5 separate regions of the Homo sapiens genome follow, and regions 2, 3, 4 and 5 are each linked to region 1. The links are chromatin loops, found by intact Hi-C in ENCODE. Cell type or tissue: endothelial cell of umbilical vein. All regions are shown on one strand. Links, peaks and the distances in the headings refer to the core of each region. The heading gives the core; the rest is flanking DNA.

What was found. Hi-C counts contacts between places; a loop is a spot of excess contacts. Peaks named below come from ENCODE experiments on the same cell type or tissue, not always from the same donor. Only the 100,000 strongest peaks of a DNase experiment are listed, where the experiment ranks them.
Region 2: it touches region 1 in a loop (27-fold over the local background); 3 of 110 quality-filtered maps call a loop at or near these places.
Region 3: it touches region 1 in a loop (6-fold over the local background); 65 of 110 quality-filtered maps call a loop at or near these places.
Region 4: a loop joins it to region 1, with 8 times the contacts of the local background. A loop is called at or near these places in 103 of 110 quality-filtered maps.
Region 5: it touches region 1 in a loop (5-fold over the local background); 5 of 110 quality-filtered maps call a loop at or near these places.

What each region holds. Positions count from the first base shown.
Region 1 is chr7:131,651,081-131,657,135 of GRCh38, reverse strand. No RefSeq gene overlaps it. Among named protein-coding and RNA genes, the nearest start is that of PODXL, 97 kb to the right of the region's middle. RefSeq lists enhancers at 505-1,056, 4,137-4,704 and silencers at 2,112-2,406, 2,152-2,446. In endothelial cell of umbilical vein, for the core only: a CTCF peak has its summit at 2,251 (motif pointing right); a DNase peak (open chromatin) is centred at 2,295.
Region 2 is chr7:131,069,455-131,075,509 of GRCh38, reverse strand. The region is part of intron 2 of LINC-PINT (long intergenic non-protein coding RNA, p53 induced transcript); the gene reads left to right. Among named protein-coding and RNA genes, the nearest start is that of LINC-PINT, 37 kb to the left of the region's middle. RefSeq lists cis regulatory regions at 1,693, 2,529, 5,457 and enhancers at 1,621-1,765, 2,457-2,601, 5,385-5,529. In endothelial cell of umbilical vein, for the core only: a CTCF peak has its summit at 3,614 (motif pointing left); DNase peaks (open chromatin) are centred at 2,819 and 3,459; H3K27ac peaks cover 1,245 bases.
Region 3 is chr7:131,554,190-131,560,244 of GRCh38, reverse strand. It overlaps PODXL (podocalyxin like), which reads left to right and starts at 3,617. Exons shown (of 9, transcript NM_001018111.3): 1 at 3,617-3,985. The coding sequence starts at 3,886. RefSeq lists an enhancer at 2,682-3,229 and silencers at 3,197-3,316, 3,347-3,406, 3,487-3,996. In endothelial cell of umbilical vein, for the core only: no CTCF peak of the experiment used is centred there; DNase peaks (open chromatin) are centred at 1,974, 3,234 and 3,594; H3K4me3 peaks cover 3,487 bases; H3K27ac peaks cover 2,253 bases.
Region 4 is chr7:131,510,626-131,516,680 of GRCh38, reverse strand. PODXL (podocalyxin like) reads left to right here. Exons shown (of 9, transcript NM_001018111.3): 2 at 5,248-5,853. Among named protein-coding and RNA genes, the nearest start is that of PODXL, 43 kb to the left of the region's middle. RefSeq lists an enhancer at 2,548-3,407. In endothelial cell of umbilical vein, for the core only: a CTCF peak has its summit at 2,955 (motif pointing right); DNase peaks (open chromatin) are centred at 2,980 and 4,310; H3K27ac peaks cover 2,024 bases.
Region 5 is chr7:131,578,884-131,584,938 of GRCh38, reverse strand. No RefSeq gene overlaps it. Among named protein-coding and RNA genes, the nearest start is that of PODXL, 25 kb to the right of the region's middle. RefSeq lists enhancers at 166-666, 2,626-3,230. In endothelial cell of umbilical vein, for the core only: no CTCF peak of the experiment used is centred there; a DNase peak (open chromatin) is centred at 3,178.

The DNA.
Region 1 (6,055 bases), core at 373-5,372:
TGAGCCCACGAATTTGAGGTCGTAGCGAGACCACTGTACTCCAGACTGGGCAACAGAGCAAGACCCTGTCTCTAAGGAAAAAAAAAAAGAAAGAAAAAAAGATTTTTTTGCTCTTCAGGAGCCAATTTCATCCCCTTCGGGTGGTAACACCCTTGTGGAGAATGTCAGCAGGGCTTGAAGTATTACTGATTTATTCTCTCTGCGTCAGATGCTGGTGGAGAAGAAGAAGGTAAAACCATAGAGAAATGTTTCCCAAACTGATATTCCCCAAACTGTAGTGTGGAGAGGCGGTTCCCAGGAAGGACTCCATGACCAAATGTACCTGGGAAATGCTGAATGCAACCCCCACCTCTTGAAAAGTCATTTTATCAAAACATCTGGGTAGCTACTTCAAAAAACTGTTTATTTTTACAACTTAAATTATGTTTTACCAATATATCCTAAGTTGACCATCAATCTCTCATTTTTCTCTTGTCTTCTCATTTTTTCCCTCTCTGCATTTGAAATTTTCATAAATTAATATTATAAAAATTAACTATATTATAAATATTAATTGTATTATATGATAGTGTAACTATTAATTCTATTATAACATTATATTAATTTTATAATATTGTATTATGATTATATTGATTATATATTATATACAATATTGTGATATTAATTATATTATTAATATTATAAATTACATAGAGTTAATGTTTATAGAACATCCTTTTGGAAATAAGCCATAGATACAGAGTTGCTTTGTATCCCAAGTCAGTCTTGCTGGTGACATTGGCCTGTTTAGGTGAATAAGCAGCTTTTTCTGTGATCCAGTCAAGCCAGGCCAGTCAGATCAAGGAGCTGTGACCATCAACTCCAAGAGAACACAGAAGCCTCAGCCCACCCCGCTGTATTTCAGCCAGGTGCAGGCAGCAGGAACCCAAGAAAAGAAAGACATCATGGCAATGTCATTAAACCCTCACTTACTTTGTGCCAGACAGCGAAGCTGCCACTGGCAGGCCGCACTCTCTCTGTGGGGGCCGCTGCTACCTGGTGGGAGCCCACAGCACAGAGCATGGGGCCCTGGCCTCCTAGGTCCAGGCCAATCAGCAGAGGTGCCTGGCTGCTCTAAGAGCCCCTCTTCCCCAGGCAGCACCAGCCTGTCGCCTTGAAATCCCCTGCCCTGTCTCCACTCTCCTATCCCAGTCATGTTCTAGAAAAGGGGCTACACACCTGGCTTCCGGGAGCTTCATAGACCGATTGCATCAGAATCTCAGAGCATCAGAATGTGAGTTTCACACAGATGAGTCTGAAAAGACCGGTGTGTGTATTCCTGAAACACTAACTCTTAAAGGCCCCCATGTCAGACGCTTTGGGGACAACAGCCTTGGCTCAGGTGAAGCCCCCTGATGCAGGCTTGTTGCATTTATCTTGATGTGGCCTCTTAGCTGTAGTCAGGACCCTGGAGGGCAGGATGTGTTTGTTCATCTTTTTTGTCCCCAGTATGTAGCACAGTGCCAGGCACGTGCTGCGGATTTAATGAATACTTGTTACATCAGTAACCAAATGTACAAATGAATGAAGGAATCATCGCGCACTTAGGGCAGAGCTATCAGCCCAGGCAGCTCTGTCTAAAGGACCAGGGCCTGTTCTTTAGGGAGAAGGGATCAGTAGTTAAAACTAGAACAATACCTGGACAGCACATCTGCAATTACTCACAGCATTTGCTTTAATTGCTTAGTAAATCCACACAATGTAACTTTATGCGTCTCAAATAATTCCCTTGTTTTTTTTGAAAATCCTTAATAGAAAATACACAGCAGGTGGGTGTTACGTGGAGTAGAAATGCCTGACCGCTGACACCTGGCCACCTTTCCCGTAAACTGGCAGGGACGGAACCTGTGCTGGGATCCTGGAGGGGCTGCTCCACAATAGCCACCTGATTCTGAGGGGGTTGCAAGCTCATCCTGTACCTCTCCTGTCATGCCTGAGGAGCCTGTGAGCTGCCACATCCTGTCACAGCCCCCTCCTCAGCCATGTCATCCTCACGACTGCCCTGGGAGGCAGGCAGCCTTGGAGACTTCACTCCCATTCACGCTGAGACGTTTAGGGAAACCTGAAATCCGACCCCCTTGGTACAGAGCTGAGAGAAGGAGGTAGAGGCAAGACGCTGAGGAGAAGAGACACAAGCAAAGAGGGGAACAAGGACCTATTCTCAAAAGAGGATGCGCCCAAGCCACGGCCGTGGTGAGACGCCCGGTTGCCCTTCCACTCTCGGCCACCAGGTGGCGGGCACAGGCCAACTAAGCCAGGCAGGGCTCAGGAGCAGCTGCCCAAAGGGCGGCCCAGGCAGAGACAGCACTGCCAAGGTGGGAACATGCCCAGGAGGACACCGCACAACACACACCACACACACCCCTACAACACATACCCCACAACACAATGTACCACATACCACACAAGGCACGCCACACACACCCCAACACACAACACACACACCCCTATAATACACACCCACAACACAACACACAAAACATACCACACCCACAAAACACACAATGCATCCCAACATCAGCTACACACACATACCCACAACACAAACCACACATATACACCCCAACACACACCACAAACACCCCTACGACACACACCCCACAACACAATGCACATATCACATAACACACACCACACATACACACCCCAATACACACCCCTACAACACACACCCCTACAACACAATTTACCACACAACTCACCACACATCCATACAACACATACCCCACAACACACACACACAGTACAACATACCACACAACACACATCACACACCCAACACAACACACAATGGACAACTCACCACACATACCCACACAACATAACACACAACACACACATCCCTACAACACACACCCACAATACAATGTACCAGACAACACACAACACACGCAACATACACACAACACATAATGCAACACATAAACCCTACACACACGTCACACAACACACACACAAATACACACCCCCACAACACATACCACTACAACACATACCACAACACACACACATCACACCACACACACAACACACAGCATACACACCCTACATATACAATACAGCACCCACACACAGCACACACAACATACACCACAACAAACACATACAGCACACACAAAACACATCACACACACACACACCCCACACACGCAGCAACTGCTCACTATCCCTCCACTTTGGGAGATGCTGGATTCTTCTGCCCCACTCCACACCCTGCTTATTCAGCCTCCAACCCCAAATGACCCCCCACAGCACTCCTCCCCTTAGTCTCCTGGTATCTACAAATTCCAAAGTGCCCTTCATCATCTTTTCCCAAACACGCCTGCCCAGGCCTTTCCCTCCCACTGTCCCCCCATCTCCACCGTCCACTCCTCATGAGGGAAAAATAAAACCTCCCCACAGCGGAACACTTTCTGCTTCGCCAGGAGTTTTCCCACCTGCTTTCCTTTTGACCGTCTCAACCATCCTAGGAGGAAATTATGAGGACTGCCATTAGATGAGTCAGAAAGCAGAGTCTGGGAGGCTGAGCTCCTTGCCCGTCCAGATGGGAGGACAGAGGCCAGCCTTCAGATCCCAGGGTGCACCTCTGCGACCCCCACATCCCACAACCAAACCTGCGTTCCACTCTACTCCCTCTCCAGACACACACCTGTCACCGCAAAGAAGCCCAGGTGTGATGGGAGGGACAGGTGAGGGGAATCGAGAGTCACTCCCCAGATGAGGCAGAGAGCCCCATTCCACAAGGCTCCATCTGCTTTTCCAGAAGTCTCTGCCCTGGAAAAGAGGCACTCACAACCAGAGCTGAATTCTCTAGGGCTGAATTCTCAGTCTTCTCTGCACAAAAGCAAAGAAGACTGAGAAAGTCACTTGCAACTTAGTGAATGGTCGTTTACTGCTGGAATTTGTCCCATGTGTTTATGACTCAGCACAGGGGCTCCAGGGACAAAGGTTCTCAACACCCTGGCCACACGAAATGGGAGCTAGGTCTCTGTGGGACTGAGGCCCCCTCCCCCCCTCCCCCCCTCCACAATTCCCAGCTTCAAGTTGTTTTAAGTACAGCAGAGGGACCCAATCCTCCTTTTGGAGGCAAGAGGCATCTGCATAAGCCCTGCCTGGATGTCATTTCTTCACCTGCATCCATAGCACCTTCAGGTGGCTCCTGTAGGGATGTTAAGAAGCAGTAATTAAGGCTGGGTGCCGTGGCTCACACCTGTAATCCCAGCACTTTGGGAGGCCGAGGCAGGAAGGATCACGAGGTCAGGAGTTTGGGACCAGCCTGGCCAACATGGTGAAAACCTGTCTCTACTAAAGATACAAAAAATTAGCTGGGCGTGGTGGCACGCACTTGTAATCCCAGCTAATCGGGATGCTGGGGCAGTAGAATCGCTTGAACCTGGGAGGCAGAAGTTGCAGTGAGCCGAGATCATGCCACTGCACTCCAGCCTGGGCGACAGGGCGAGACTCCGCCTCAAAAAAAAAAAAAGGCAGTAATTAGGACTGAACACCTAAGACAAGGGACAGGCAGAGGGTGGGGACAATTAACTCAGACACAGTGCAGGTCCTGGGGCTCAGGCCTCTTTCAGGTCAAACTCTGTTTTCAGCCCCCGGGGGCCTTCCTGACTTCCCACACGGAGCCCCTTACAGCCCTGAACCCACTTTAGGGTGGCTTTCAGACCTTGGGGTGTGGACACCTGCTCCTGGCCTTGGGGGGGCTTCTCTCAGGCTCAGCCTCCTGCCCAGAGCTAGGACTTAGGTGAGTCAAGTGAGCACCCAGGGCACAGATGTGCAGGGCGCTTCCTCTCGGGGCAGGTACTACAGCCTGAGCACCTCGCTGCCTCCTGCTAGCCCTGCTCCAAGCTACCCTTTCCCCTCCCATCCCTTCTTCCACCTCACACATCCATTTCTTCATCCCAAACGTGGAGATCACAAATCTCACACAGTGGGTGTGAGGCCCAAATGAAATGTCACCATTTCAAAAATGCAGGAATGTTTGTTCATTTTTCTTATTTCTATCTTTTGAAATGCTTCCCAAAGCAGTAGAGGTTCCTAGCTGAATCCTTCATTCAGAACGTGTAAACATGGCCAAGGAATGAGGGCTTGTTCTGGTGGAACAACCGTGTTCTTGGGGGTCAGGGAGGCGGGAGGAACAAAGACCTTTTCCACCTGCAATGGAGGTTCCCGAAAGTGTGAGAACTTCCTAAAGACCGTCACCTAAGACGTTAAAACAGTCCCTGGAGTTCAGTGGGTGTGCAATAATGGCCAGTAACAGCATAGTCCGAATCCAGGCTGGACACATCACACAACAGATGCGAGGTACCCCATGCTAAGATAATGTGGCATAAGAAACTGTGGTCTCGGCCAGGCGCGGTGGCTCACGCCTGTAATCCCAGCACTTTGGGAGTCCAAGGCAGGTGGATCACCTGAGGTCAGGAGTTCAAGACCAGCCTGACCAGCATGGTGAAACCCTGTCTCTACTAAAAATACAAAAATTATCCGGGCATGATGGCGTGTGCTTGTAATCCCAGGTACTCAGGAAGCTGAGGCAGGAGAATCGCTTGAACCTGAGAGGTGGAGGTTGCAGTGAGCCAACATTGCGCCCAAAGAAAAAAGAAAGAAAGAAAATGTTTTCTTTCCACACAACAGAACTTGATGCAGCTGTGGAAAGGAAGGAAACCTGCTACCTGCCACAACACAGAAGAACCTTGAGGTGAAGTGAATGATTACACATATGTCCATGAAAAGATTCCCCTTACTTAAGGGATCTAAAGAACTCAACCTCACAGCAACAGAAAGTAGGATGGCGGTTGCCAGGGGCTGTGAGGAAGGGAAATGGGGAGTTGTTCTTTAATGGGTACCATGTTAGCTTTGCAAGATGAAAAGTTCTGGAGATTTGTTGTATAACAATGTAGATATACTAACACTACTGAACAGTGTAGATATACTAACACTACTGAACTGCACATGTGAAAATGGTTAGGAGGGTAAATTTTATGTTACGTGGTTTTTTACTACAATT
Region 2 (6,055 bases), core at 607-5,606, 580 kb after region 1:
AGTCCAAGGAATTGCTAGCCAGAGGGAAAATAAAATAAAATCATGGAAGGCTTGGGAGATGCCTTTTGATACTTTAAACCAAGCTTGTCCAACCTGTGGCCTGCAGGCCACATGTGGCCCTGGACAGCTTTGAATGCGGCCCAACACAAATTAGTAAACTGTCTTAAAACATTATGAGATTTTTTTTTTGTATGATTTTTTGTTGTTGTTGTTAGCTAATCGCTATCATTAGTGTTAGTATATTTTATGTATGGCCCAAGACAATTTTTCTTCCAGTATGGTCCCGGGAAGCCAGAAGATTGGATACCCCTGCTTTAAACCTACCATGATAATTGGATACTGTGAGATTTTTATGTGTAAAATGTAGTCCAGATGGATAGCATTTGAATTCCCAGGATACATAGCAGTAATTTTTTTGTTTTTCATAGCAGTAAATTTTTTGGTGTTTTTGAACAAACTCGAAGTCTATTATTCACTGCGGAGTACCAAGTAGGATTCTCTCATTAGCAGATAAGAGAAAGCAAAATATTGTGTCTTTACAGGAGAAAACTATGTATTCAATTAAGATAGGGTGACAAAACCCAAGTGTGAAACCTACTAGTGGGGACTGGCAGAAAGATACCCTATTTAAACAGTGTTCTGTCCTTACGTAACGTTATTCTCTAATTGGCATCTCTTAGAAAATGGCTGGATTTGGCCCACTTAGTTAAGTAGGTCCAGGAGGGGCAGAGACTTGGAGTTTATTCATTTTGGGAGGAAGCCCAGAATAGTCAATAGAACTAAAGGTATGACGATAGTGTTAGGTGCATGTCCTGTAATGTAGTTGGAATCCTAAAAACTGGGATAAGTTTGAGGTGTAGGGGTTACCCGATTACAATTTATCCCTGGTTTTTGTCTTCATTGTCTGCATTGCTGTTAGGTTTTCTGAAGCCTTGTCTTCTCTAGTTTAAATTGGAGCAGGAATTATTCTTTGATAAAAGGCAGTAGTACCTCAGCTAACTTTCTCACTCAGAATATATTTAGTCAACAGATAACTGTTGACACATACTAAATACAAGTTCATTACATACTTTTGGAGGATATAAAGATAAATCAGGCAGAGTTTATTCTTTTCTCATGTAATGGGGGTGGAGGCGATGGACCATCATTTAATGGTTGAGAACTGGGGTTCTGCAGTCAGACCCAAGCTGGTTCAGACCCTGGTGTTGCAATGTACCAGATGTATAGCCTTGGAAAAAGCTACTCAATCTCTACTAAACCTTCCAAGGCTATATATCTAGTGCATGTCAACACCAGGATATGTATAATAGTACCTATGTCATAAGGATGGCTGGAGGCCTATGAGATAATGGTTGTAAAGGGTTTAGAAGACTCCCCAGAGCATAGTGAGCCCTCTCTGAACACTGACAACACACACAAATGAACAGAGGTGCTTTATGGACCCAGGGGGTTCTGGCTTTGCTGATGTCCAGTGTTAGAGGTATGGCTTGGGGAGTTACCTATATTGGAAGCAATCACTCAGACTGTATGTCACTGGATGACTTGCCAGAGGCAAACAAGAAACAACATGGCAGACACAGAACCTTATTTTTTTATCCACAAAAGTGGACTGTATTTTTCTGTTTGCTTTGATGTTTTGTTTGTATTACTTTGTTTTTTGTTTTTGTTTTTGAGACTGAGTCTCGCTCTGTCGCACAGGCTGGAGTGCAGTGGTGTGATCTTGGCTCGTTGCAACCTCCACTTCCCGGGTTCAAGCGATTCTCCTGCCTCAGTCCCCCTAGTAGCTGGGATTACACACACTGCCACCGTGCCCGGCTAATTTTTGGAGATGGGGTTTCACCACATTGGCTAGGATGGTCTCGAATTGTTGACCTCAAGTGATCCGCCCGCCTCAGCCTCCCAAAGTGCTGGGACGCCTGGCCTGTTTGTATTACTTTGTGGTAACTCTGCCATTAGGGGAGTTGAATCAGACTCATCTGATATGAAGATGACTTAATCATTAATTATTTTAGTACACAATTATTGAGTCTGTTTTTGCACCCATTATGGGTTCCAGCACTAGATCTAGTTTATTAGCACTGAAAGTAAATTAAAGACTAAGCCATATTGGTGGTTGGCTCACAGACTTAGGAGTTTGGCTGGCTGTTAAGGATCGGAGTCTGTAATATTAGAAAGTTTTCAGGCAAAATGAAAGAAACAACCAGATAATAATTTGGTAAATAATAAAGGAGTGGTGAAGTTGGATTTCCTTAGCTGACTCTTTTGCTCAGACATTGTGGTCTCAACTTACTTATCTCTAAATATTTAAATAGATTACTGACTGGCCTGGGATGTGGTTTGTTCTTTAAAAAAAAATGTTATGTAATATTTGACCCATACAAAAGGTTATATAATTCTGTACAATTAATAGGACGTTATTAACACACTGAAGCTACCGTGTGAGGAGGTGCCTCACTCATGTACTGCATTATTATAGCTTGCTAAACATACCTTGGTTAATAAGGAACTATTTCTTGAATGTCACTTCCTTGTCTCCTGCCACGCATCTGGTGGTGGGCCCGGAGCCCTTGTTGACCAATAGGCTCAATATTTGTGAGGGAGACCTGGACAGCAGAGTAGAGGTGTGTTAGGACACGCTGGGCCCTGCCAGCATTTGTGTCTGTCACCTCTAACCACGAAGAGGATAATGACTTGAGAGAGCAGTGCCTGCTGCTGCAGCTCCTCCTTCCCAATCTCAAGTGAATACCTCTTGAATTCCTCTAGCTGTAGCCTAGAATCATGTATAGAAAAGGATTCTGGGAAATGTAGTTCCCCTTAACCAAATGCTAACAGTACAAACTGCAGTTGTGCAGTTAAGTATGTGTTTGTACTTATTTGTTATACTGGAAACAGGAGAGATATTTGTAATTATTTCTGCTTAAAAGATATCAGAATAGTTATTTACTATTCAGGTATCAGATTTGTTTAAAAATGACATTTAACTTGATTATATCATTATTTTCTTTTCCATTAAACCCTAACAATTTTTAAAGCCATGAAATAACTTAAAAAACAGAAGTAATTTAATCTTACCCTCTCCTTTGGAAAGAAAATATTCCTTTTTTAAAGTGAAAGCAAGTTTCAAAAAAAGAAAAGGAATAAAGAACGGCTACTCCATAGGCAGAGCAGCGGCCTGGTCTGCTTGACTGAGTATCCTTGCAGTTATTTCTGGATTATATGCTAAACAAGGGGTGGATTATTCATGAGTTTTCCAGGAAAGGGGTGGAGATTTCCCGGAACTGAGAGTTCCTCCCCTTTTTAGACCATATAGGGTAACTTCCGGACATTGCCTTGGGATTTGTAAACTGTCATGGCGCTGGCAGGAGCGCCTTTTAGCATGCTAATATATTATAATTAGTGTATAATGAGCAGCGGGGACGACCAGAGGTCTCTTTCATTGCCATCTTGGTTTTGGTGAGTTTTGGCCGGCTTCTTTATGGCATCCTGTGTTATCAGCAGGGTCTTTGTGACCTGTATCCTGTGCCGACCTCCTATCTCATCCTGTGACTAAGAAAATATTCTTTTAATTTGACAAATCAAGTTGGATCTCATTGTGCTAAAAAAGGTTTTTAAAAATATTATCCAATACAGTGCCATCTAGTGACAAATCATTTACTTGCTGGTTATTGAAAATAGTTGACTACAAGTTTTATGTCCTGATAAGTCAGGAACTTCACTTCTAATTGTGCAAATTCTTAAGACATATTTTAAGCGACTATTTCTAAATAAATAAAATATTTGTAAATAGAGAGCTGGAAAATATTTTCTAACCCTCAGGTTTTATACATATGTATCACAATGTGTCTTATTTAATGCCACGTGGACCCAGGAGTAAAATCAAAATCAGTGTTTTGTCTAATAAGGTGGTAATAGGATTATTTTAGAAATGTGATGTAAAGGAATGAGCATGGCTTTAAAATCAAACAGACATGAGTTTGTCTATTTGGACTTATTTTTCTTATGACTTAGCAGGTAATTACTACCTGCTTGGAAGTGCACCAAGCACTATATAGGTACTGCCTCATTACATATTCACAAAACTCTATAGGTATTTTACAAATGAGGAAACCGGCCAGGCACGGTGGCTCACGCCTGTAATCCCAGCACTTTGGGAGGCCGAGGCGGGGGAATCACGAGGTCTGGAGATCCAGACCATCCTGGCTAACACAGTGAAACCCCGTCTCTACTAAAAATACAAAAAAAAAAAAAAAAAAATTAGCCGGGTGTGGTGGCGGGCGCCTGTAGTCCCAGCTACTTGGGAGGCTGAGGCAGGAGAATGGCGTGAACCCGGGAGGCGGAGCTTGCAGTGAGCCGAGATCGCGCCACTGCACTGCAGCCTGGGCGACAGAGCAAGACTCCGTCTCAAAAAAACCAAAAAAAAAAAAAAAAAAATGCGGAAACCAAGGCAGGGCAAGGAAGTGTTATGGTGCTTACTTCATTGTTTTTTGTTGTTGTTGTTTTTTGGTTTTTTTTTGTATAGAGATGTAGTCTCACTCTGTCACCCAGGCTGGAGTGCAATGGCGTGATCTCGGCTCACTGCAACCTTCGCCTCCTGGGTTCAAGCGATTCTCATGCCTCAGCCTCCCGAGTAGCTGGGAACACAGGTGCCCGCTACTGTGCCCGGCTGATTTTTTTATTTTTATTATAGACAGGGTTTCACCATGTTGGCCAGGCTAGTCTCAAACTCCTGACCTCAAGTGATTCGCCCACCTTGGCCTCCCAAAGTGCTGAGATACCTCATTGTATTTTATTGTGTGTGTTTATGTGTTTCTGTAATAAAAGAGTGCCCCTTAACAGAGAAGGTCTTACTCAAGAATATTGTGTTTTTCCCTGCCCCTATTATAGACTGGTATGTCTGCAATTCAACTGCTGAATATTTGATTTTTTTCTTTGTCCATGAAATGAAAACACAATACCCTTGACAAGAACAATAGTACATTACATTGTTTTGATAAAATATCATTGTTTTCTCTATATTCAAGAGTGGAAAATATATGTAATTTTTTATAAAGGGTATTATACAGTGGCACAAGCACTAAACTAAGCAACTCTGGGTTCTAGTCTCTACTTGGCCACTTTTAAACTAGTGTTAATTTAACTCTAAAGTTGTACATGCACACAACCCGCATATTCCAAGAGCTTGTTAGGTACAAGGCTTGTTACAAAGACCAGCAGTCTCCCCGCTGTCACTCCTGCCCCATCCCTTGCTCTCTGAGCTCAACTCTTAGAGCGGATTGTTCTGCTTGTTTACCTCCAGCTCTCTAAACAGGCATTGCTCTATCCTCTTCTTACTTTTTCAGTGTTAGGCATTACCTTTGACCTCTCATGATAAAGGAGAATTTATCTTTTTTTTTTTTTTTTTTTTTTTTGAGATGGAGTCTTGCTCTGTACCCCAGGCTGGAGTGCAGTGGCGCCATCTCGGCTCACTGCAAGCTCCGCCTTCCAGGTTCATGCCATTCTCCTACGTCAGCCTCCCGAGTAGCTGAGATTACAGGTGCCCGCCACCGCGCCGGCTAATTTTTTTTGTATTTTTAGTAGAGACGGGGTTTCACCGTGTTAGCCAGGACGGTCTCGATCCCCTGACCTCGTGATCTGCCCGCCTCGGCCTCCCAAAGTGCTGGGATTACAGGCGTGAGGCACCGCCCCGGCCAGGAGAATTTATCTTATGCACCCCCACCCCATGTGCATAGCCCTTTTCTTTTCATTATAATTACATTTTGAATAATTCAGCATTTACATTGTTAGGACTTTGAAAACATTATTCCCAGCTGAGTTATATAATCTATGGTTGCCTTTTCTTTCCAGCACAACTTTTTGTTTTCCCTGGTGTTAATAATTCTTTTCTTTTCTTTTTTTTTTTTTTTTTTTTTTTGGAGGAGGGCTTTGTTTGTTTGCTTAGATTTTATGTACTTTTCCCGTGTTCATCCCTAAACTCTTCCCCCGGTGTAATCTACTTGTGTCGAAAGTGTTAGGGTGCTCTGAAACAGCGTTGTCAGCCTGCAGGCAGCCATCCTCT
Region 3 (6,055 bases), core at 558-5,557, 97 kb after region 1:
CAAGATCTGTATCTATAGATCTGTATCTGTATCTATATGTATGATGTTGTAACTGAGGGAAAGGCCCAAACTGGGCTTGCTCTGTTGATAACAAAATGTCACGTTGCTCCAGCATAAGCAATAGAAAATAGTTGGAACTCTAACAACAACCCCAAAACAATGAATTCTCCCTTGGAACTAAAAAGACTAAGAGACTTGATGGGAATCCGAATGCCAGAACTCTCTCAGAAGCCAGACGTACAATGGCTTGGAAGATGTGGGGCTAAAAGTCCGCCTCAACATACCTTTCTGTAAATGGTCAAATTTAAAGCCCTCCAATCAGATTCTGCCAAGCCAACATTCCTAAATCTTTTCATTGCCTTCTGATCCCATAAATTTACCCCAGGCCTCAAACTGGGGAGACATTTTTTCTTTTTTTTTTTTTTGAGATGGAGTCTTGCTCTGTTGCCCAGGCTGCAGTGCAGTGGTGCAATCTCAGCTCACTGCAGCCTACACCTCCCAGGTTCAAGCAATTCTCCTGCCTCAGCCTCCTGAGTAGCTAGGATTACAGACGCATGCCACCAAGCCTGGCTAATTTTTGTATTTTTAGTAGAGATGGGGTTTCACCATGTTGGCCAGGCTGGTCTCAAACTCCTGACTTCAGGTGATCTGCCCACCTCAGCCTCCCAAAGTTGTGGGATTACAGGCATGAGTCACCGTGCCTGGCTGGGGAGACAGATTTGAATTCACTCCTGTCTCTTTGCTGACCAGTTTTGCAAATAAAGCCGCTGCTTTTTCCAAAGCTAGTGCTTCATAGTATTGGCTTCTGTGCCCATGGGGCAGCAAAACCATTTGCTTGATAAAAATGCGGTGGCTCTCGCCAGTAATCCCAGCACTTTGGGAGGCCGAGGCGGGCAGATCACCTGAGGTCGGGAGTTCGAGACCAGCCTGACCAACATGGAGAAACCCCGTCTCTACTAAAAATACAAAATTAGCCGGGTGTGGTGGCAGATGCCTGTAATCCTAGCTACTTAGGAGGCTGAGGCAGGAGAATTGCTTGAACCTGGGAGGCGGAGGCAGCCTGGGCAACAGGAGCAAGACTCTGTCTCAAAAAAAAAAAAAAAAAAAAAAAAGTGATGTGCTGTTCTTGGTGGTCTGAGTAAGTAAAGGATGAATAAGAAAGACGCCATGTTAAAGAAGCTGAATGTCTGCTAGGAGAGCTAACGCATGTATACAAATAACCAAAATGCAACAAATCCCAGAAGGAATGATCCTGCAGAAACTTCCTGATGAAAAGCTTCAAAAACAGCACCCATAAAGTGCTTTGGGTTTCAAATATAAGCTCAGGTGTTCTGGGCTGGCGAGCTTGCTAGTTAGAGCACAATGCTAAATGGGGCCAAAGGCACAGGCCAGTTACCTGGGGGTAGCTCATCTCAGTGGCCACCAGTGACCTCAAAACCCAGCCAGCCTCATTCCAGAAAGCCACGTTGTGCATAAGTTGAGGGGGGCTGTTGGATACTGGGGAGAGTCCAGCACAATTGTAACTTTTCTATGTCTTCTCTAAGCCCAGATGTCTGCTCTCATTTTAATTTTGCATGATCTTGTAATGGCACCAATCCCAAATCATGTGAATTTAAAATGCCCTAAGCTTCAAAATATACGCTCTCTCTTTATAAAGTTAACATGATTGCTTCTGAGTTTTTAGATAAATTGAATGATTGAGTGCAAAAACACTGTTTAAATCAGAGTGCGATACACATTTTTTAAAATCCCAGTGTAAAAAAAAATATATATATATATTGCTTGGTTTCAGAAGAGAAACAAGCCTTTTGTTGACATGATATCAGGGGAACAGTACTAAAAAAACATCAAAGATAGTCACACACACAAATATCCCAGAGTATTCATAGGGAACACCCTCTGTCTTTCCCATATGCGGTGTGGAAAACGGGGCCAGAACGATCCTGCAGAAACTTCCTGATGAAAACAACCCCGTCAGCCCTTCCCAAGCTTGAGGCCGGCTGCCACGGAACCCCAGCCAGGGCTCCAGCGCTTCCTTCGCGGCTCCAGGGACGCAGTGCCCTGCAGGCATCGCCTGCTTGCAGCCGACTTGAGGGGCTCACGGAGTCCCCTGTGCCCGGGACGCGGCTAGATCCTGGAGAAAACCCCTCCACCCAGCCCCATCTGGCAGATAGACTCCAGATTAGCAACCCCGGAGTCACGTGAGCCAAATTTACGCCGTACCCGGGTTCCAAGGTTAATCACCCCTCGCCCCCTCCGCTTCCCGGCTCCGCCGATGTGCCTCCTCTTCAGGCGGGCCTGGGGTCTGCGTCTCCCAGGCAGCTTTGGGGGTGGAAAAAAGGAGGGGAGCGGGGGAGGGGAAAGGAACTTCTTTGTTCTTTCACCGGATAAACTCAGTTTACGGAATTCTCCAACACCCACTCCCACCCCCAGTGTGCAAATATCTCTGATCCTCACTTGGAGGGCGAACTACTTCATTCATTGAGACTTTTGTGTTCCTGGCCCTAGGCTAAGTATTATCTTGTAAGATCACATTTAAGTTTCCCAACAACCCCCTGAGGTAGGTGTTATTATCCCTATTTTACAGATAAAAAGAAATGAGGTACTGAGAATAGCTTGCCTAGGGTTTTACAATTAATAGATTGGCACAGTTAGGTTTTGAGCCCCAGCCTGTTTTGACCCAAAAGCCCTAATCTTTATAGCTGTTCTTTATATAGCAGGAATAAGAGTAATAACCACTCCTTGCAGAGCAATTACTATATTCCAGGCACGGTGCACGGTATTTCTCCAAACTTCTCTCAGAGGCAGGTTTGCCACTTACCCGTTATGTGGCCTCAGGAAGTTTCTTAACCTCTTTTTGACTCAATTGCCCTGTCTGCAAAATGAGGCTAAAAATATGGTTGTCATGAAGAGTAAAAGAATTAATATATGTAAAGCCTGGCACACATTCATCCCTGAAATTGTTGTTGCTGTTGTTTTTTAACCATCATCTCCATTTCACAGGTAAGGAACCTACCCTTGGAGAGGTGAAGGAGTGAATTAGTCCAGCTTGCCCGCTGCACACCTAGCTGCAGAGAGACCCCGCTCAGAAGCCGTGCGGGATGGGGGCCCCACAGGCAGGTGAATTGCACTTGGCAGGTGGGAGATGAGCTTCTCCGGGGTCGCTGCAGAACGCGCAGCAGCCCGGGAGGCCGTGAATGGTTATCAGTTACCACGCAAGGCTGGGGGTCCGCCCGCTCCGGATTTGCTCGTAGTGCGAGGGCCCCGGCGGTGTGCTGGGGGATCCCGCCGGGCCCACTTAGAAGCACTCGGGGGGACACACCTGTTCGGGACACCTGTGGACGGGGCCCGGCTGCACCGCAGGAGCCCCCCGCCCTGGCCCCCGCGCACACACAGCCCCCCAAGGCGCGGAGGCCGCCGGCCCTCCCGCCCGTCGCGCTCCAGGGCGGAGTTTCCTCCTCTGCTCATTGTTCACGGCCCAGCGCCCGCCCAGCCCCGGCCCCGGCCCCGCCCGGCCCGGCCGCCGCCGCTGGCGGGCTCCTGGGGGAGGGGGAGGGGCGGGGGCGGGGGCGGGGGCCGGCGCTGACGGGACGGGCCAGGAGTAGCCGCAGCCGCCAGTGGGGCCGCAGCCGCGCAGACGCCGCCCAGGACGCAGCCGCCGCCGCCGCCGCTCCTCTGCCACTGGCTCTGCGCCCCAGCCCGGCTCTGCTGCAGCGGCAGGGAGGAAGAGCCGCCGCAGCGCGACTCGGGAGCCCCGGGCCACAGCCTGGCCTCCGGAGCCACCCACAGGCCTCCCCGGGCGGCGCCCACGCTCCTACCGCCCGGACGCGCGGATCCTCCGCCGGCACCGCAGCCACCTGCTCCCGGCCCAGAGGCGACGACACGATGCGCTGCGCGCTGGCGCTCTCGGCGCTGCTGCTACTGTTGTCAACGCCGCCGCTGCTGCCGTCGTCGCCGTCGCCGTCGCCGTCGCCCTCCCAGAATGGTGAGTGGCCGGCCTGGGTTCCGCCGGGACTCCCACCGTGCCCATGTGCCCCCTGCCCGGCCGAGCTGCAGGGAAGCCCGGCGCGCCGCGTGGTCCGACCCCGAGCAGCCCTATCACCGCCGGGGTCACACACGGAGCCCTGACCTTGCACCATCCACGCCCCCTCCAAACTCCGCAGCGCGGCAGGTGCAGGGCCTGGGCGTAGATTCGTCTCCACTCTCCACTCGGGAGGAGTGGGCGGTGGATTCTGCCCGGGCAAACAGGGGCGCGCCGGTGCTAAGTGGGTTTGCATGGGAAAGAAAAGGGAGACCGCACCGCGAGGCTCCACGCTTCTGCGGGACTCTCGGGATCTGATTACACCTTTCCTTCGTGTTGGAGGGAATGAGGGGCTGTAGTGTGTATTCGTTAATTCCAGGCAAAGAGGCAGGCGAGAGGCTCCCGAGGAAGTCCCTGAAGCAGGTGACAAGCCTCCAGCCACGGCCCACGCGGGCGATGTACTTACCCGTTTGCAGAGGTTTTTTCTAAGTAATGTGTGCAGGCTCAACTCCTTGAGCCCGTGCTGGGGCAGGTACAGAGTCGTAAGTGGACCTTCCACAGTCCCAGAGTCACCTGGCTGAGTGGGGGTCCTACCTCCGTGTCCCTAAAACAATCGCTTCTTAGTGCGTGGCTACGATGGTGAGACCCCCCTCGAATCCTCTTGTTCAAACGGGAACTTGTTCAAACGGGAACTTCTCTCTCGTAGAATAGGATTGGGCTGCATTTTAGACACACCTTAGAAAATGTACCTGTCTCTCATGAAACACCTGCACCTCAGAAACATCCCCTCCCTGTTTCTTTTCAAGGTGAAATGTTACTCTTTCCCTTTTGGGGGACAGGCGATGGCTGCAAACTCAACCAGAACAGGTGTTCTTAAGCCCCTAGGGAACAGCCAGAGTCAGCTCAGCCCCACGGGAGAGGTGCATTTCTCATTCTCTTTTGCCCACCTGAGCACATGTCTGCAGGAAGAGCTGAGGTGGTGTGATCACCCTAGGGCCAGGAGGACTGCGGGGACAGCACAGACAGGGTAGGGATTCTGCTGTGAGCAGGTGCCGGCAGTTTGGGACTGGACTCTAAGGGGCCAGGGGAGATGGAAGGGCAGTACAGTCTCTCCTCTGCACCGCAGGAAACCTTTGGTAGTGGGCAGGCGCTGGCACTCAGGGAGCAGGCAGGCGTGGGCATCCTCCTGTGGCCGGCGGGAGACTCCACCAGCCTGACTAGAAAGGGAAGGTCCCGGCGGGGGGAAGAATGTGTGTCCCTGGAAGAGGGGCTGCAGTGTGAGGAACAGTCAGAACAGCTTTCAGAGTGGCAATCACTGAAGAGCCACACGACATGCAGGGTTGAGATGACACGAGAGTATGGTGGCTCCTTAGCCCTACTCTGGGGACAGCTGGACTTCAGGGTGGGCCTTCATACGAACCTTTTGTTGGGAAGCCTCTTAGAACCACCCAGAAGGGCGTTGGGCTGTGTCAGGAAAGAGGGGTTAGTCCCTAGTGCTTCTGAGCTTAAGGAAGCTGAGCCACCCTTCCTTTGAGGAGTGGGAGGCACTGTGGGACAAGACCCTCCCTGTCTGCCCTAAAAGGAAATGTTCATAAGTCACCAGTGGGCAAAGCTCTGACTCCAGCTCACTGCTGGCTTCAAGGATGGCACTGTTTTTCCTGGCACCTGGGCACTGCCAGAAACCATGTCTCTTCCATGAAGCACCACTTCTGGCCTAACACAGGGTTTGGCACATGGCAGAAGTTTGGTATGTGGCAAACAAAAATGACCATAACCCAGTGCCTGCTCTAACCAGCAAGTAACTTGGCCTATCTGAGCACTGTATGCATTATAGTATGCAGCACTGTTGGGAAGCACTTAGAAAAGTGCAAAGTGCTAAGTGGGGGATGGGGAGAGGATGATGATCATGATGGTGATGATGATTTGCATGTATTGAGGCCAGAAAAGGCTTGTGGGGGGCATGTTGCGGCAAGATTGGTCTGTTCAGTAGCTATGGTGCATTCTACACCACCCTCTAGGGACTCAGTAAGGCCA
Region 4 (6,055 bases), core at 433-5,432, 140 kb after region 1:
CATTTCAGAGACATGGAAAGATGTGAATCTCAGAAGTCATGAATTATGTTGCTTAAAGCCTTGTAAAGGGAGTGTCATTTGAGTTCTCATGACACACCAGAGCATGAGTGAGCAGGACATACATGATAAACACTCTGTTTCTCCAAGACTTTTTTTTTTCTTCTGAGACACAGTATCTCTCTGTCTCCCAGGTTGGAGTGCAGTGGTGCTATCTCCTGGGTTCAAGCAATTCTCCTGCCTCAGCCTCCTGAGTAGCCAGGATTACAGGCATGCGCCAACACGCCCGGCTAATTTTTGTATTTTTAGTAGAGACGGGGTTTCACCATGTTGGCCAGGCTGGTCTCAAACTCCCGACCTTGTGATCCGCCTGCCTCAGCCTCCCAAATTGCTGGGATTACAGGCGTGAGCCACCGTGCCCAGCCAAGACTTTCATTTCTTCCTATACATTGTTCCAGGGAATTTCTGACAACTCAGCTTTATTTAATGTAGGTTTCCATTGAGTCCAGGTTTCAGTCATCCAACTAAGAAAGCAATGAGAACTACCTGTAGCTGCTTGAGTCAGCATATTGGATCCAAAACCTATGCTATGCATACCCATACTGGGTAATTCAGCCTGATGTAAAATTATCATCATCCTCCTTTTGATACAGCACCCTTATGTTAAATATCCATAAATATTTGCAAGTTTTTTTGTAGATATTTTTAGTGTGTGAGCCTTCTCCTAGGTCAGAGTCTGTGTTTTTCCTCCTGGGACATATTGGAATCTGACTGTTGTTATAGGTATGAAGAAAATAAAGAGCAGTGGGGATCATGATGAGATTTGGCTTTCGGTGCCAATGAGCTGAAGTGAGGTTATTGAGGATCTTACAGGAGAGCAGTGGTAGAGCTTCCTGGCAAGTGAATTCCATTGAAGATGGAGATTTATGGGTAGTCTGATTCATCTACACCCTCTCATGTCACCATTTAATTCTCTAAGTTGGCCAGGCGCGGTGGCTCACGTCTGTAATCCCTGCACTTTGGGAGGCCAAGGTGGGCGGAATATCTGAGGTCAGTAGTTCGAGACCAGCCTGGCTAACATGGTGAAACCCCATTTCTACTAAAAATACAAAAAATTAGTTGGGCATGGTGGCGTGCACTTGTAATCTCAGCTACTTGGGAGGCTGAGGCAGGAGAATTGCTTGAACCTGGGAGGCTGAGGTTGCAGTGAGCCGAGATCGCACCATTGCACTCCAGCTTGGGCGACAGGAGCGAAACTCTGTCTCAAAAAAAAAATTCTCTAGGTCCTATTTTCACATAAGAGACCTGGTGAGCTTATGAATTAAGTTAACACCCTAATTCGGCAACTCACGGAATTAAGCTTTTAAAGTCTTTTAAAGGGCCCTCTCAGCCCTTCAGCTGCAAACAAAGAGACTCCTTGAATGTGTTCTTGGAAAGTCTCTGGTTTTCAGTCTGTGCTTTTATAGGAGGTTTAGGAATTTGAATTTGTTGTTCTCTTTCTTGAAACCAGTAGTTTTTACTGGCAGTGATTTTGTCGCCGTCAGGAGACATTTGGCAATATCTGGAGACATTTTTCATGGTTACAACTGGAAAGGGGCGTGCATGTGTATTACTTGCATCTAATAGACAGAGGCCAGGAATGCTGCTCAGCATTCTGCGTATAATGCATAGGACAACTGCCTATAACAAGAAATATCCAGTTCAAAATGCCAATAGTTTCAGAGTTGACAAATCCTGTTTTAAGCTGTTCACCACTGTAAGAAGCAACCATCCAGGGCTGGGTGCCATGGCTCACACCTGTAATCCCAGCACTTTGGGAGGCCGAGGCTGGAGGATCACTTGAGCCTAGAAGTTTGAGACTAGCCTGGCCATTATAGTGAGATCTCATCTCTACAAATTAGAAAAAAAAATTAGCTGGGTGTGGTGGTGCGTGCTTGTGGTCTCAGCTACTCGGAGGCTGAGGTGGGAGGACTGATTGAGCCTAGGAGGTCAAGGCTGTAGTGAGTCCTGATTGTGCCACTGTACTCCAGCTTGGGCAACAGAGCAAGATCCTGTCTCACAAACAAAACAAAACAAAAAACAATCATCCCACCAATTTCTTAATTCCCTAAATATGCTGATATAGTCCCTTAGCAATCTAGTATCTTGCCAGATGACACTATGATGCCATCAATAGTAAGAAGCACTGTTACTTTATGAACTACTAAGAAGAAAAAATGCCTGTCAAACCCTCACATTGCACTGTTCCCCCCGCCACCCCACTTTTTTTTGGAGACTGTGTCTCACTCTGTCACCCAGGCCGGAGTGCAGTGGCACAATCTTGGCTCACTACACCTCCGCCTCCCAGGTTCAAGCTATTCTCCTGCCTCAGCCTCCTGAGTAGCTAGGATTACAGGTGCCCGCCACCACGCCTGGCTAATTTTTGTATTTTTAGTAGAGATGAAGTTTCACAATGTTGGCCAGGCTGGTCTCAGGTGACCTCAGGTGATCCACCTGCCTTGGCCTCCCAAAGTGCTGGGATTACAGGCATGAGCCACCGCACCCAGCCTGTATTGCTTTTTAAAACACATTTGGTGAGTGTGCCTTTCATACTCTGGCAGCAGCCACTGGGCCACACCAAAGCCACTTCCTGGGCACTTCACTCTAGATTAGAGGTGATAATGTGACTGCTTATCCTTGAGATATCATGGGACACTTGCAAGTATTCCTTAATACTTGCAGAATTTTGACTGCCCTTTGTCCCCAGTAAGGCCTGACAACCAATCCTTGAAGTCTTGCTGCTGGCGGCTACTCCTGATAAACATTTCTGCTTTTCAGTAGCAAAATGTGTGTGTAAAAGATATGGGGATACTGTCCAGTGTATGGAGTAGCTGGGATTGCTGGAGGCCACATGCAGGGCTACTTTGAACCTCACTCAAGCCAGGCTGTAGATTCAGGGAGGCCAGCGCTGCTTACCCATGCCAAGCACTAGGTGGCGCTGCGGCCCAGGATGAGTGCTTGGCCTCACCTCCATGCATGATGTCACCACTCCTGCCTGCAGAGCCCGTCACGGCTGGAATGAGACTGCACGTTCATGGTGGCACTGCCACCTGCTTATGCTCATCCCAGGGGAGGCTGGCAAGGCAAAGAGCTGGCATTTTCATAGGAGCATCAACATAGGAGGCAGATTCTGCTGCCATCAAGTCTCACGGGGTGCGGAACTCCCAAATATAGAGAAATGGTATGGGTGCTGGCTGGCACAGAGTACGGGATGCAGCCATCAGCCCCCTTCCCACCACTCCCTTCTGCTCCAGACAGAAAACTAGGAATCACCTTAGATTCTCTTCTTCCCTCACTTAGGACATCAACAAGCAGTTGATCTCCAAAACAGTCTTGACTCTCTCCACCTTTTGTCTCCAGTGTCAATAGCTTCCTGTGGCCAACGCTGTTCATTCCATCTGGATTACTGTGATTGCCTCCTAACTTCTCTTTCCTCTTCCACACACTCTTCTTTCCAGTCTGCATTCCCCAAAGCAGCAGGAACAGGTTTCTCTGTAAGTCATCCTATAAAACTTCTGTGCTTTAATGCCTTCAGTGGCTTCTTTTTTGCACCAAGAATAAAATCTGGAATCTGCATGTTGGCCTCTGAGGAGTATGATCTTATGTCTCCTTCTTCTGCGTAGGATGTGATTTTTTTTTTTTTTTTTTTTGAGACGGAGTCTTGCTCAGTCGCCCAGGCTGAAGTGCAGTGGTGCCATCTTGGCTCACTGCAACCTCTGCCTCCCGGGTTCAAGCCGTTCTCCTGCCTCAGCCTCCCAAGTAGCTGGGATCACCACGCCCAGTTACTTTACTACCATCACCACGCCCAGCTTATTTATTTTTTATTTTTAGTAGAGATGGGGTTTCTCTATATTGGCCAGACTGGTCTGTAACTCCTGACCTCAAGTGATCTGCCTGCCTCAGCCTCCCAAAGTGCTGGGATTAAAGGCATGAGCCACCACACCCGGCTGAATGTGATTTTTAAGAGGGCCTTTTATTCTCAAAAATGTCTGGTTTGGACGCTCAGTTGCTATCACTGTCATAAGACCCTGCATTTTCTCAGCCCTGAACCTGACCCCTCCTTACCAAACTCCATTCCTGCTTGTCTTCTGTCAGCAGCTTTCCCTACTCGGGGGCTTTGCAGATTCTGTTCCTTCTGCTGGGGACACTTCTCCTCCCATTCTTCACACAGCATTCTCCTTGCTATCCTTCAGGGCTTAGCTTAACCATCATCGCAGAGATGCCTTTCTTTCCCTCATTCGACATGGTCCCTCCCCGCTCGTCTCTGCATCATTTCCTTCCTCACTTCCTCCGTGTAGTAAGCAGATTTGACGGCTGCTCTGTCCAGGTGGTTAGTCTCTGCCTCCCCACCAGAGTGTTAGCTTCTTGAGGGTACGACTCTCTGTGTCGTGTTCACCATTGTGTCTCCATTGCCTGACACAGATCCTATTTCCTCAAGAAATGACAGGTGAAGCCACCATGCTGCATGCAGTCCGGGCACTCGGCCTTTCTTTCTTGGCACAGCTCACCTAGTACTGAAATAGTAATTTGTGTAATTTCAGTTTATCATCAGTTTCTCCTAGATATAACTTCCATGAGAACAGGGCCCATGTCTTTTTTGCTTAAGCTCAGAACAGGGCCAGGGCAGTTCAGGAAGCATTAGTCTGTGGAATTTTCTGTGGGCCACGTGCCTGGGAGCTGGGGAGGAGGAGACAGAGGTGTTCCTGGCAGCTGGTTCTGGGGTAGCATATTGAGAAACTTAAAGGGGATGTGTGTGGGGCTGGACGGGGAGGGCAGGGCATGCATGACAGCCTCCACGTGTGGTGGGCCTCATTGGCCTGGGCTCGCCTTCAGCAGAATTTTGCTTTTCTGACCCTGCTGCACTCCAAGCTGCCCTCTTAGAGGTTTCATGCCAGGCGTGGTGGCTCACGCCTGTAATCCCAGCTCTGAGGGAGGCAGAGGCGGGAGGATAGCTTGAGCCCAGGAGTTCAAGACCTGCCTGGGCAATATAGCAAGACCCCATTCTCCACAAAAAGGAAGAAGAAAAAAAAAAGACAGAAAAAAGAGGTTTCTTGAACCTCCGAAAATTCTGGATTCACCAAAGACCCAGGCCTTTAGCAAGGCAGACAGCAGGGCTGCGAGCAAGGCCTCTGAATCCTGGGGAAGAGCTGGAGAAGCGTGGTGAGGAAGCCTCCCAGCCCTAACTCCATTCTCTGTTATCTTTACAAACAGCAACCCAGACTACTACGGACTCATCTAACAAAACAGCACCGACTCCAGCATCCAGTGTCACCATCATGGCTACAGATACAGCCCAGCAGAGCACAGTCCCCACTTCCAAGGCCAACGAAATCTTGGCCTCGGTCAAGGCGACCACCCTTGGTGTATCCAGTGACTCACCGGGGACTACAACCCTGGCTCAGCAAGTCTCAGGCCCAGTCAACACTACCGTGGCTAGAGGAGGCGGCTCAGGCAACCCTACTACCACCATCGAGAGCCCCAAGAGCACAAAAAGTGCAGACACCACTACAGTTGCAACCTCCACAGCCACAGCTAAACCTAACACCACAAGCAGCCAGAATGGAGCAGAAGATACAACAAACTCTGGGGGGAAAAGCAGCCACAGTGTGACCACAGACCTCACATCCACTAAGGCAGAACATCTGACGACCCCTCACCCTACAAGTCCACTTAGCCCCCGACAACCCACTTCGACGCATCCTGTGGCCACCCCAACAAGCTCGGGACATGACCATCTTATGAAAATTTCAAGCAGTTCAAGCACTGTGGCTATCCCTGGCTACACCTTCACAAGCCCGGGGATGACCACCACCCTACGTAAGTAATGCCTGGTTTTCTTCAAGCACCAAGAAACTTTTCAGGGCCAGGCGTGATGGCTCTGAAAAGGCTCATGCCTTGTAATCCCAGCACTTTGGGAGGCCGAGACAGGTGGATCACCTGAGGTCAGGAGTTCGAGACCAGCCTGGCCAACATGGCGAAACCCTGTCTCTACTAAAAATACAAACATTAGCTGGGTATG
Region 5 (6,055 bases), core at 599-5,598, 72 kb after region 1:
GCTCAAGCAATCTGACCACATTGGCCTCCAGAAGTGCTGGGATTACAGGTGTGAGCCACAGCACACGGCCCAAGCATGCTTCTTTAAAACAACAACAAGGCTGGACGTCGTGGCTCACACCTGTAATTCCAGCACTTTGGCAATCGGAGGTGGGTGTTTCACGTGAGGTCAGGAGTTCGAGATCAACCTGGCCTACATGGTGAAACCCTGTGTCTACTAAAAATAGAAAAATTAGCCGGGCGTGGTGGCAGTCACCTGTAATCCCAGCTACTCGGGAGGCTGAGGCAGGAGAATTGCTTGATCCTGGGAGGCAGAGGTTGCAGTGAGCTGAGATCACACCACTGCACTGCACTCCAGCCTGGGCGACAGAACGAGACTGTATCTCAAAAATAAAATAAGATAAAAATAAAACAACAACACCTTTCCGAGACTCCACAGTAAAATCTCAGTCACCTTCCGGAGCCCTTGCCACCACAGCAGTGCCCCTCATCAGCACCACTGCCCAAGCCCAGGCCCTCGGTCCTTCCAGGCCACAGTCCTCAGACAGCCTCCCCATGGGCACTGGGATTCCAAGTCTCCTACACTGAGGCGTCACAGAAATAGACTTATGCTATCATTTGCTCTCGGCACTTCCCTGCTTGAGAACTTTCTATGGCTCCCTGTTTCTGGCTGCATCAAGTCTGAACACCTGTGTCTGGCTCTCAAGGCTCACTTCCACTTGTCTAACATCAAATCCCATGACTCTTAAGTCAGTAACCCCCACACAAACGTGCTCTTGGGGCCTCTATGCCTCTGCCTGAGCCGGCAATATTTCCTCTACCTTGTTAAGACTTCCTCCCACTCCAAGTCCTAGTTTTGTTAAATCCTCTTCCAGCCTTCCCATCATTCATTGGTTCAGCTTATTTTATTTTATTTATTTATTTGAGACAGAGACTCACTCTGTTGCCCGGGCTGGAGTTCAGTGGCACAATCTTGTCTCACAGCAACCTCTACCTCCCAGGTTTAAGTGATCCCCTCACCTTAGCCTCCCTAGTAGCTGGGACTACAGGCACATGCCACCATGCTCACCCAACTTTTTTATATTTATATTTTTTAGAGTTGGAATCTCACTATATTACCCAGGCTGGTCTCCAACTGCTGGGTTCAAAAGATCCTTCCACTTTCGCCTCCCAGAGTGCTGGGATTATAGATGTGAGCCACCATGGCCGGCCAATTCAGCCAATTTTAACTGAGCACTTTCTATGGACCGATGTGGCAGGTGCTGCCTCTGACCAGCCTCGACTCTTAGTTCCAACAGCATGAGTCACTCCTTCCACACACTTGGGCACAGACCCGGGAGGTCTTATAATGTGCCACATTACAGGCTTTGCGTCCCACCAACCATGTCACAAGCTCGAGGGCAACAACCTTGTCTCCTACGTCTTCTGTGTCCCCCATGGCCCTGGCTCCTCCACTTGGGAACTTCACAAACCACAGGCTCTCGATTTTTCATTTGGAAGACTAGCACAGGGTTGTCAACTTTTTATTTTATCAAACAAACACATTTTTTTCCTTTTTTTTTTTTTTTTTTTTTTGAGACAGAGTTTCACTCTTGTTGCCCAGGCTGGAGTGCAATGGTGTGATCTCGGCTCACCACAATCTCTGCCTCCTGGGCTCAAGCGATTCTCCTGCCTCAGCCTCCCAAGTAGCTGGGATTACAGGCATGTGCCACCACCCCCAGCTAATTTTGTATTTTTAGTAGAGACGGGGTTTCTCCATGTTGGTCAGGCTGGTCTCGAACTCCCTACCTCAGGTGACCCGCCCGCCTCGGCCTCCCAAATTGCTGGGATTACAGGCATGAGCCACCGCACCCGGCCCAAACAAACACATTTTTTAAATTACTGTGTTGTCATAAACAAAGTCACATTTTAACACTAAGAAAGGAGAAAGAACATAATCCTAGAATAAACTTTTGAAATAACGCTATACTGCTAAGCTTATTCAATTTCAAAAGTTGAATACACAACTTTATTTATTCAATTTCAAAAGTGGAATAAACAACTTTTGAAACTGAATAAGCTTAGCAGTATAGAAAAATTCAACATATTTTTCTTTTTCTTTGTTTCAGAAAATCTCAGAAAAAGAGGACAGTCTTTTCCATGGAATACATTTAGCAAGATGGAAGATTCATTACATGTCTTTTCTTTTTCAGTTCCCAGGGGACAGGTGACCACTTTATCAATGTCCATCCCAGCATTTGGGAGCCACTGTCGACAGCCCCTCACCAGGGCTGAGCACAGCTCAAGTGAGTGGAGTAGTCATTTGATCTCTTGCTTTGGTTATTGGCAGGGGAAGCTATCCTGAGTGTCCTCTCACCAGATCAGGACTGGGATCCAGGGACATGACTAGTCCAGGCAGTGCAGCGGATGACCCCACACCCAGCTGTCCATCCCCTTAGACTCTGTCTCAAACATTTGTCTTTTTTTTTTTTTTTTTTTTTTTTTTTTTTGAGACAGAGCCTTACTCTGTTGCCCAGGCTGGCTGGAGTACAATGGAGTGATCTTGGCTCACTGCAACTTCCGCCTCCTGGGTTCAAGCGATTCTCCTTCCGCAGCCTCCCAAGTAGCTGGGATTACAGGCATCCGCCACTATATCCAGCTAATGTTTGTATTTTTAGTAGAGACAGGGTTTCACCATGTTGGCCAGGCTGGTTTTGAACTGCTGACCTCAAGTGATCACCTGCCTCAGCCTCCCAAAGTGCTGTGATTACAGGTGTGAGCCACCCCACCCAGCCCATTTGTCCTGATTTTGTGCTCCTGGAAACTGGACTCTGTAGGCACGCAGGTGTTTGTGACACTCACTGCTTCCCACTCTTGGGCAGTGAAGCCCTTGAGTCTCAGAGGAGCCAGGAGGGAGGGGGCATCTGGAGTGGTGAACAGGAGCCGGAAGCAAATGAGTCCCAGACACAGACACCCCCACACCATGGCGGCACAGCTCCTGGGGTGAGAGCCCTGAGCTTCAGTCCCCTGCTGCTGGGGCTCTGCCCTCTCCTTTCCCTCTCTGAGTGGGGCCTCTTCAGGAGGGAAATGCAACCTAACTTTCCACTGCTCAGCCCTGCATCCCTGCAGCCGCTTCCAAAAAAAGCCATTGCTGCCTGGATGGGAGAGAGAGAGAGAATTTTTCCAAAGGATGTGTGTGTGCATTGTTGGGAGCAGCAAGCATTTCAGTGAACCCCGGGTCACAGCACAGCCTGACAAATGGCAGGAAGTTCAGGACTTGGGCCTGATAGTTTTTGCACAAAGGCCCCATAGCCCAGCCAGGTGAGCTGGGCCCGGGGACGGACACAGGGGCCACCACCCGGCACTTCCTGCCCTTTGTTGGCCCATGTGACAGCCTTCCCGGCGCTCCAAATGGCCTTTCTTTGGTGCCTGACTCCTGTGCTTTATTTATGGAGAGGAGCTCCTCAATATAGAAACGGGTGGGCCAGGAGCCGGCGGCAGGATGTGGGAATGCAGACTGGCAGGGTGCCCACCACCGGGGGCAGGGTTGCCGAATTAAAAGTATGTGGCCATAGACACCCAATAAGCCTGCCTGATATTTATATATCTGACAAGATGTTCCGCACGCTCCCCTGGCACATTTCAGGGAATCACAGCCTGTCCTGGCAGAAGGCCTCCCTGTGGCCCCACCCTTGGGTTCTCATGGCCTGGTTGGCCTCTGCCTGGGTGTGAGTCAGGTCACCTGCCCTGACCCTCCAAGGTTGCGTGGGCTTCTTGAAGGAAGGGGCCATTTCTTTCTACCATAGGATAACCTTTGTTGCTGGCATCCTGGGGGTCAGCTAGATACCTGGGATATGTATTTATGGGCAACAGTGCATGTAGGACCCTTTTATGCTCCCAATCTTTTCTTTGTTAGCATCATTTCTGGTGGAAATCTTCCCAAAGGCAACTACACATACCCCTACTGTCTCAGATAAGATACTTAGAACAGAATTTGCCCTTTTCTTGGAAATTTGGGGTCTCAGTTCTGAGTCCTGGGTGGAGAGGTAGAGAGAGCCCCGACCAGTTAGGTTTGAGATCCGGGCTCCCACGCTCACACTGCCTGGCTATCTGTGCAACCTGGAGCAAGTTTCTTTTCTTTTTGAGACAGAGTCTTGCTCTATCACCCAGGCTAGAGTACAGTGGCATGATCTCAGCTCACTGCAACCTCCGCCTCTCAGGTTCAAACAATTCTCTTGTCTCAGCCTCCGAAGTAGCTGGGATTACAGGCACACACACACACCTTGCAGAGGTTGGCCTGACAATACTGTTCATCTAATTCACATGTTCTGCAGTTCCATGATTTGTTTTGTACCATGTGGTCATGCAGTGATGTCAATACAAAAGTGATTGAGTTACACAAGGCCATTTATCCTCCACACTAACTCACAGCTGACTTTTTGAGTTCCCATGACCATTTTTGGTAGATTTCCTTCTTTCCTATCTTGACTTTAGGCTAATTTTTAAAAACTGATACTGTAGAGATGGGGTCTTGCTGTGTTGCCCAGGCTGGTCTCAAACTCCCGGGCTCAAGCAATCTTCCCAACTTGGCCTCCCAAAGTGCTGGGATTACAGGCATGAGCCACTGCGCCCGGCCTAGGCCAATTTTAGACCATTGTTTATGGATCCATCCACAGCAGCAACTCTTTCTCTTTCAAGTTTGTGACTTCTTGATCTGCTATAACTATATGCAAATCAAGTATGAACAGCTAAGAGTAAACATGTAAATGCACAGATTTATGTGTGTACTTGAGGCATAATTCTGACTAATCAATGACTTTGTGTTTCCTTTCTAATTCTTACTTTTTTTTGTTTGTTGGTTTGTTGGTTTTTTTTTTTTTTTTTGAGACGGAGTCTCGCTCTCTTGCCCAGGCTGGAGTGCAGTGGCACAATCTCGGCTCACTGCAACCACCACCTTCCAGGTTCAAGCGATTCTCCCGCCTCAGCCTCCCAAGTAGCTGGGATCATAGGTGCTTGCCACCATGCCCAGCTAATTTTTGTATTTTTAGTAGAGACGGGGTTTCGTCATGTTGACCAGGCTGGTCTCGAACTCCTGACCTCAGGTGATCTGCACGCCTCGGCCTCCCAAAGTGCTGGGATTACAGGTGTGAGCCACCGCGCCTAGCCTTTTTTTTTTTTTTTTTTTTTGAGATAGAGTCTTACTCTGTCACCCAGGCTGGAGTGCAGTGGTGCAATCTCTGCTCACTGCAAACTCCGCCTCCAGGTTCCAGTGATTCTCCTGCCTCAGCCTCCCAAGTTGCTTGGATTACAGGTGCCTACCACGACACGTGGCTAATTTTTGTCTTTTTAGTCAAGACAAGGTTTTACCATATTGGCCAGGCTGGTCTCGAACTCCTGACCTCAAGTGATCCACCCACCTTGACCTCCTAAAGTGCTGGGATTACAGGTATAAGCCACCACGCCAGGCCCCTTTCCTAACGTTTGACCCTATTGTGGAGAAAGGAAGTTGTCAGAAAGCCAAAAGCACCCAGCGTGGTGGCTCATGCCTGTAATCCCAGCATTTTAGGAGGCCAAGGTGGGCAGATCACCTGAGGTTAGGAGTTCGAGACCAGCCTGGCCAACACAGTGAAAGCCCCATCTACTAAGAATACAAAAGTTAGCTGGGTGCAGTGGTGTGTGCCTGTAACCCCTGCTACTCCGGAGGCTGAGACAGGAGAATTGCTTGAACCTGGGAGACGGAGGTTGCAGTGAGCCAAGATCGTACCACTGCACTCTAGCCTGGGCAACAGAGCAAGACTCCATCTAAAAAAAAAAAAAAGTCGAAAGCACAATGAGGTACTACTGTACCTTGCTAATATACCTCTATTATACCTTTATAGAACACAGCAGGAACTTAATAAATTATTGTTGAATGGGATATCCTCCCTTTCTACTAAAAAATTCACTGAGGGTATCAGTCTGCCTCATCCAAGTTTATTTCTGAGCAAAGGTGTGAAGTGTGAAGCAGACTAGGCCTGCATGCTTGTTTCACAAAACCCTGCTCCTCTGTCCTCTTCCTACAAAACATAACATTCCTT